Regions from separate parts of the Mus musculus genome. Here region 1 is linked to region 2. A link is a contact called in ENCODE Hi-C or POLR2A ChIA-PET data. All regions are on one chromosome and are shown on one strand. Each heading gives the region's core, a stretch centred on a gene start or an enhancer-like site at or near the end of the contact. The rest is flanking DNA. Distances are from core to core; before and after follow the strand shown. Region 1 holds the start of Ly6g5c (lymphocyte antigen 6 complex, locus G5C). Region 2 holds the start of G6bos (G6b opposite strand).

What was found. Hi-C counts contacts between places; a loop is a spot of excess contacts on that map. ChIA-PET counts read pairs that join two places held with the same protein, here RNA polymerase II (POLR2A).
Region 1: a loop to region 2 is called in a map of heart, with 1.8 times the contacts of the local background. The contact joins the promoter of Ly6g5c here to the promoter of G6bos in region 2. A Hi-C loop is called at or near these places in 4 of 37 maps with a recorded cell type or tissue (gastrocnemius, heart and v-Abl transformed pro-B cells). POLR2A ChIA-PET finds 5 or more read pairs at or near these places in 3 of 5 experiments (Patski and embryonic stem cell).

Annotation. Positions count from the first base shown.
Region 1 is chr17:35,106,923-35,109,699 of GRCm38, forward strand. Ly6g5c (lymphocyte antigen 6 complex, locus G5C) reads left to right here and starts at 1,372. Exons shown (of 3, transcript NM_148947.2): 1 at 1,372-1,498. The coding sequence starts at 1,378.
Region 2 is chr17:35,063,177-35,065,906 of GRCm38, forward strand. G6bos (G6b opposite strand) reads left to right here and starts at 1,261. Exons shown (of 1, transcript NR_001462.1): 1 at 1,261-2,420. It overlaps Mpig6b (megakaryocyte and platelet inhibitory receptor G6b), which reads right to left. Exons shown (of 6, transcript NM_001191012.1): 2 at 2,387-2,728; 3 at 2,143-2,233; 4 at 1,728-1,780; 5 at 1,510-1,586; 6 at 1-1,260. The coding sequence ends at 1,156.

The DNA of each region.
Region 1 (2,777 bases), core at 122-2,621, 44 kb after region 2:
TCCTTTTGGACTTGTAGCTCAGTCAAGTCCTTTTTTTTTTTTTTTTTTTCTTTTTTCGAGACAGGGTTTCTCTGTGTAGCCCTGGTTGTCCTGGAACTCACTCTGGAGACCAGGCTGGCCTCGAGCTCAAAAGTCTGCCTGCCTCTGCCTCCCAAGTGCTGGGATTAAAGGCGTGCACCACCATCAGTCAAGTCTTAAAACCTGCAGTCCTCCTGAGCATCCGAGTAGCTGGAAAGACAGGCCAGTGCCAGTAGGCAGACTGGCTTCTGCTCTTAACCCCTTTATTATCCAGGATGCAACAAAGGCAGAACTTTACAAAACATCTGGCCACATTACCTCTCTGTCTTAACCTTATGGGATTCATAGCCGCTATGTCTCAAGATCTCCATGCCAGGATCCAGGTCAGAAACTTGTCTCTCCCAGCCTCCAGATTAGGATCACACGTGATCCTTCCAATTCTGGATTGTAGTTCATTCCAGATATAGTCAAGTTGACAACCAGGAATAGCTACTACAACATGTATGTGCATACATACAGACAGACACACAAACACACCAACTGAAGGGGGTCAGAGAGAGTGAGACCCAGCATGACCACTCACTGTCCTTGACTCTGGTTGCCATATGGCCGGTTCTCAAAAGTGTCTGTGGCTGTGACTTCCCTAACAGGATGGACTGTGACCTGGAATAACAAGCTAAAATAAAATAGCCCCCTTTGCCGATCATGGTGGCACACGCCTTTAATCCCAGTACTCAGGAAACAGAGGCAGGTGGATCTCTGAGTTTGAGGCCAGCCTGGCCCATGGAGTAAGTTCTAGGACAGCCAGGGCTACACAGAGAAACCTTGTCTCAAAAAGTAATAATAATAATAATAAACTGGGCATGGTGGTGAACACCTTTAATCCCAGCACTTGGGAGGCAGAAGCAGGCAGATTTCTGAGTTCGAGGCCAGCCTGGTCTCCAGAGTGAGTTCCAAGACAGCCAAGGCTACACAGAGAAACCCTGTCTCGAAAAACCAATAAATAAATAAATAAATAGATAGATAGATAGATAGATAAATAGATAAATAAATAAATAATAAATGATGATGACAATGATATTAACATCAAAACATATAAATAAAAATAAACACTCCCCCCCCCCCCGGTTGCTTTTGTCAGAGCATTTTACGGAGCACCAGGAAGGGAAACAGACAGGACAAGTCCTTCTGAGTTCCTGCCTCCAGCCAGGATATTAGGCCCAAGGAGCTGTGGGTTGAGGACACTCTGCACGCCCTGTTCTGGTGCCGTTCTCCACCTCAGACTGGTGCCCCACTCCCTCCTCTTGGCCAGCCTCTCTCCAACCAATATAAGCCCAGGCTGGAGGCTGGAGAGAAGCCATGCTTTTTATGGCAGGCCCTGCAGCCAGCTGGTCCCTGAGGCCCCTGGGACTCCATGGCGTCCCCCAAGCCTTGTGTGCTGTCCTCTTAACAGTGCTGGTCATGAAGACCTTGGTTCTCGGTAAGTGGCTCCGGAGCAGTGGTTCCACCTTCTTTTTTTCTTTTCTTTTGTTTTTTCGAGACAGTGTTTTTTCTGTGTAGCCTTGGCTGTCCTGGAACTCACTCTGTAGACCAATCCTAGAGGCTTCGAACTCAGAAATCCACCTGCCTCTGCCTCCCGAGTGCTGGGATTAAAGGCGTGCGCCACCACGCCTGGCGGGGTTCTACCTTCTTGATGATGCAACCCTTTAATACAGTTTCCTCATGTTGCAGTGACCCCCCAACCATAACATAACACTTTTTTTTTTTGCTACTTCATAACTGTAATTTTGCTACTGTTATGAATTGTAAGGTAAATATCTGATATGGGGCCCTTGTGAAAACGTCATCTGACCTCCAAAGGGGTCGTGTCCCACAGGTTGAGAGACACTGCTCCAAAGAGTCAGAAGGGTCACCAGGCCAGCTAGGTGGAAAAACTCTGGTTTCTCCAAGGGTCTCGACACTTCTGTCCATGATGTACAGGTGAAACCAGCGGTAGGCATGATACCATGGGCAGATGTGTGGGGATGTCCAGGAACTGTGATGGCCTGATAGTCAGTCACTGCAAAGGAGAGTTCTCGGGACGGCCTTGTTGCTGTAGCAACAACAGTGTTCTGGAGATACTAAAGGGATCGTTTCCAGCTCTAAGGGCAACACAGAATAGGGAGGACTGGGGTTGTGTCAGATTCTCCTCAACCAGAATTCACAAGGCAGAAGCCTTTGCACTACACTAAGCTATCCGTTAGTCCTGGGCTCTTAACATGTGGACTGGACCAAGGGCCAGGGAAGAGGGGGCTGCATATGCAGGCAGTTCATCGGGAGACAGAACAGGGCCTTTGGTAGCTAACCTCCAACATGAGCCTGTCCAGGGACCAGACAGCAGAATAAGGCAGGTAGCATGGGGCTATTGAGGTCTCCTGTCTACAGGACACAGACTCTCTCTGTCTTCTCACGGACCTTGTTCTCACCTCTGAAGACCACATTGTAAAAAAAGCATGTTGGAACTAGACAGGGGTGGCAAGTGCCCAGGAGGTAGAGGCAGGAGGATCTCTTAGTTTAGCGCTATCCTGGTGTATAGAGTGAATTCCAGGACAGCCAGCGCTACACAGATAAACTCTTGAAAAACTAAATTAAAAAGGAAAAAGAAGAAAAGAAAGAGTGCCCACTGGTGGCAATTCTAGTACTCAGGCAAGAAGGTTGAAAGCCAGGTGTGTGTGTGTGTGTGTGTGTGTGTGTGTGTGTGTGTGTGTGTGTGTGTGTGT
Region 2 (2,730 bases), core at 11-2,510:
AACCAGTGGTTGATCCTGGGAATCTTGCTGGCTTTGAGTAGGAAGAGCAGGGCACGAGGATCAGAGGGGTCTGTGGGTCATCATGAAGCAAATGATGACAGTACATTCTGGTGGCAGCATTGGACATGGAGAAAGGTACAGAGGACAGTGACCTGCTACAGACAAGGCCTTGTGTGGTTGGTGGTGCATGCTTGCAATCACTTTTATCCAAACACTGAAGGTAGACATAAGGAGAGGGAGATTTCAAAGTCAGCCTCAGCCATAAGAGAGCCTGTCTTTAAAAGGAGTGGAAGCGGCGGGTTAGGGTCCTGATAAGTCCTTGTGTGGGAGAGGAGATGGTGTACTCTGACCCCAGTTTCTGGCTTGGACAACTTGGGTTCTTCAAGAGCTTTCAGAGGAGGACCCAGGGGATGGCTTAAGAAATGACTGAGTCAGGTTTGACAAGCCTTGGGCAAAATGCCTGAGGCCATCTGGACAGAGTGAACTAGGTCTGAGATCTGGCTTGGAAGGACTACTGTGTATCATTTGGGGGCTGAAGATTGATTGGCCAGCTTCCTAGAAGAGTACGGAGGAGAAACAAAGAGATGAGCAGAACAGTGCTACTACAAAGACAATAGCAACAAAGTAAACCCTGGTTTAAACAGGGGTGAATGTTATCTGGTGGTAGGACATCACTGGCAACCTTTCAGTGGATGAGCAGCAGCAGCAGCCAATGAGCAGGGGGAGTGCAGTCAGACCGGTAACGAGGCAGGTCTATGTCTAAAGTTTGAAATGCTTCATTGGGCCAGGCAGTGCCTTTAAACTCAGAAGTTGGGAGGCAGAAGCAGATGAATTCTCTGAGTTCAAGGCCAGCTTGGTCTATGGTCTACGGAGTTCCAAGACAGCCAAGGCTATACAGAGAAATCCCAGTCTTGGGGGGGGGCGCGAAGAAAAAGCTTAACAGGCAGCTTGATCATCTTTAGAGAGGGCAGCAGTGGAGAAGGAAAGATGTTACAGAAGATGGAAGTGACAGAAAAAAAGTTGACCATTGGCAGAACGCAAACCAGGTAGTCAGTCGCCTCTATCAGTGCCTCTGTCCATGGTGCCTGCCCCTTCTAGCTGAGGTTATACAGGGGAGCCCCAGATAGAAAGGGTTGGCAGAACAAGGGCTTCCCTTTATACTACAACCGCATAGACAGTGGAGGCATCACCAGAAACCACTGTGGACATCCGGCGGTGCCTCCCGAGGACAGAGTGGTCCAGATCAGCGTAGTGCAGGCTCTGGAGGAGGTAGAGAGAGGACGGTAGTATGGTCTCATCAATCTGACCCCTTAGCTTGGAATCAAAGCTTTTTTTCTTTTCCCCACTGTGGGTAAAGGCGACTATGTAGCAAAGCCTGGCTTTCATCTTCCTGCTTAAACCTCCAGAGTGCTGGGATTACACTGCTGCTCCACAGCAACCTAGCTAGGCTGCTTTCTTGGCCCTCTTTCCTCCGGGATTCTGGCCTTTTTCCCATCCCCAGGCCCTTACCGGCTCCTGGTCCAGGTGGCCTGAGATCTTGGACTCCTGTTCTAAAGGCCTCTGTGGCTCAGCATTTATGACTGGAGCTATGTGGGAGGGAGGGACAGAACTGAAGGGTGAAGAGAAAATGACCAACTTTGTCTGCTCCTCGCAAGGACTCAGACTCAAGAACTCAGGGTTAGGGATTGTGCGGGTAGGATAGGGAAATTGAGTGCAGTTAATCTCACCAAATGTGGGTAGTGGTCCAGGCGGGGGCGGGGGTGGGGGCGGAGGCGAGAGTCTGTAAGGAAGTCCTTGAAGAGTCACCAATCTCGTCTTACTGGTTCCTCGGCCGCAGGCGGCGCCAATAAGAACTGTGCAAACTGCAGTCTCCGACCAGCAAAACAACTTAGGCTCCTCTGGAACCAGGTCCCGCCCACTCTCTGGGCTTTCTGACCTTTCAGTTTGGTTTCTGCAGCCTCGGTTCCCTACTCCAGCCTGTAGCCTAGCACCCAAGGGCTGACCTCTCACATTCTTTTAACAAACGCCAGGCCTCCAGACACTTCTTTTTCTTTGTAAAGGTTAGGGCTCTGCCCCACCTCTTTCCCCACGCCCTGACTGGTCACACCCTGTTTCAAGCCAGGCTCCGCCTCCAGTGCTCACCTGCGCCGCCGCCAGACCACGCCCGCGACTCCCAGTCCCAGCACAAGCCCAACGCCCAGGAGCGGAATCAGGACCTTGGGATACTCGTACCCTAGGGAGACCGCGAGGCAGGGAGAGATGCCGTGGTCAGGGGTACAGACAATAGGGTTCTACTAACTTTACCGCTCTGTAAGATTCCGCCCCGCTTTTTGTCCCGCGTGTGTGTCCAAATTAAGTGCCCCTGTGCATCTGGGCCTCGACCTACCGTGGGTAGATCCTGCAGGCCGGCAACCTGCCTTGTCCCCTAACACTTGAAGCACTGTGCGACTCTCATTCTCGTGGCGTCCTTTGCAGAAAAAGGTTCCAGAATCCCCGGCGCTCAGCAGCAGCTCTAGCCGCTTGATACCATTGTCCAGGGAACGCAGGCGGCCAGAGAAATGCTGGAGCACAGTTGGGGTCCCTCTCGTCGAGGCCCACAAGATCGGACGGCGCCCTTTAGACAAGCCCTTGCATGCTGGGAAACTAGGCGCCCAAGCCCAGCGGGTGGGGTCGGAGACCCCTATGCAGGAGAGATTCACCCGGTCCCCAGGGCTGCCCTCCAAAGAAACT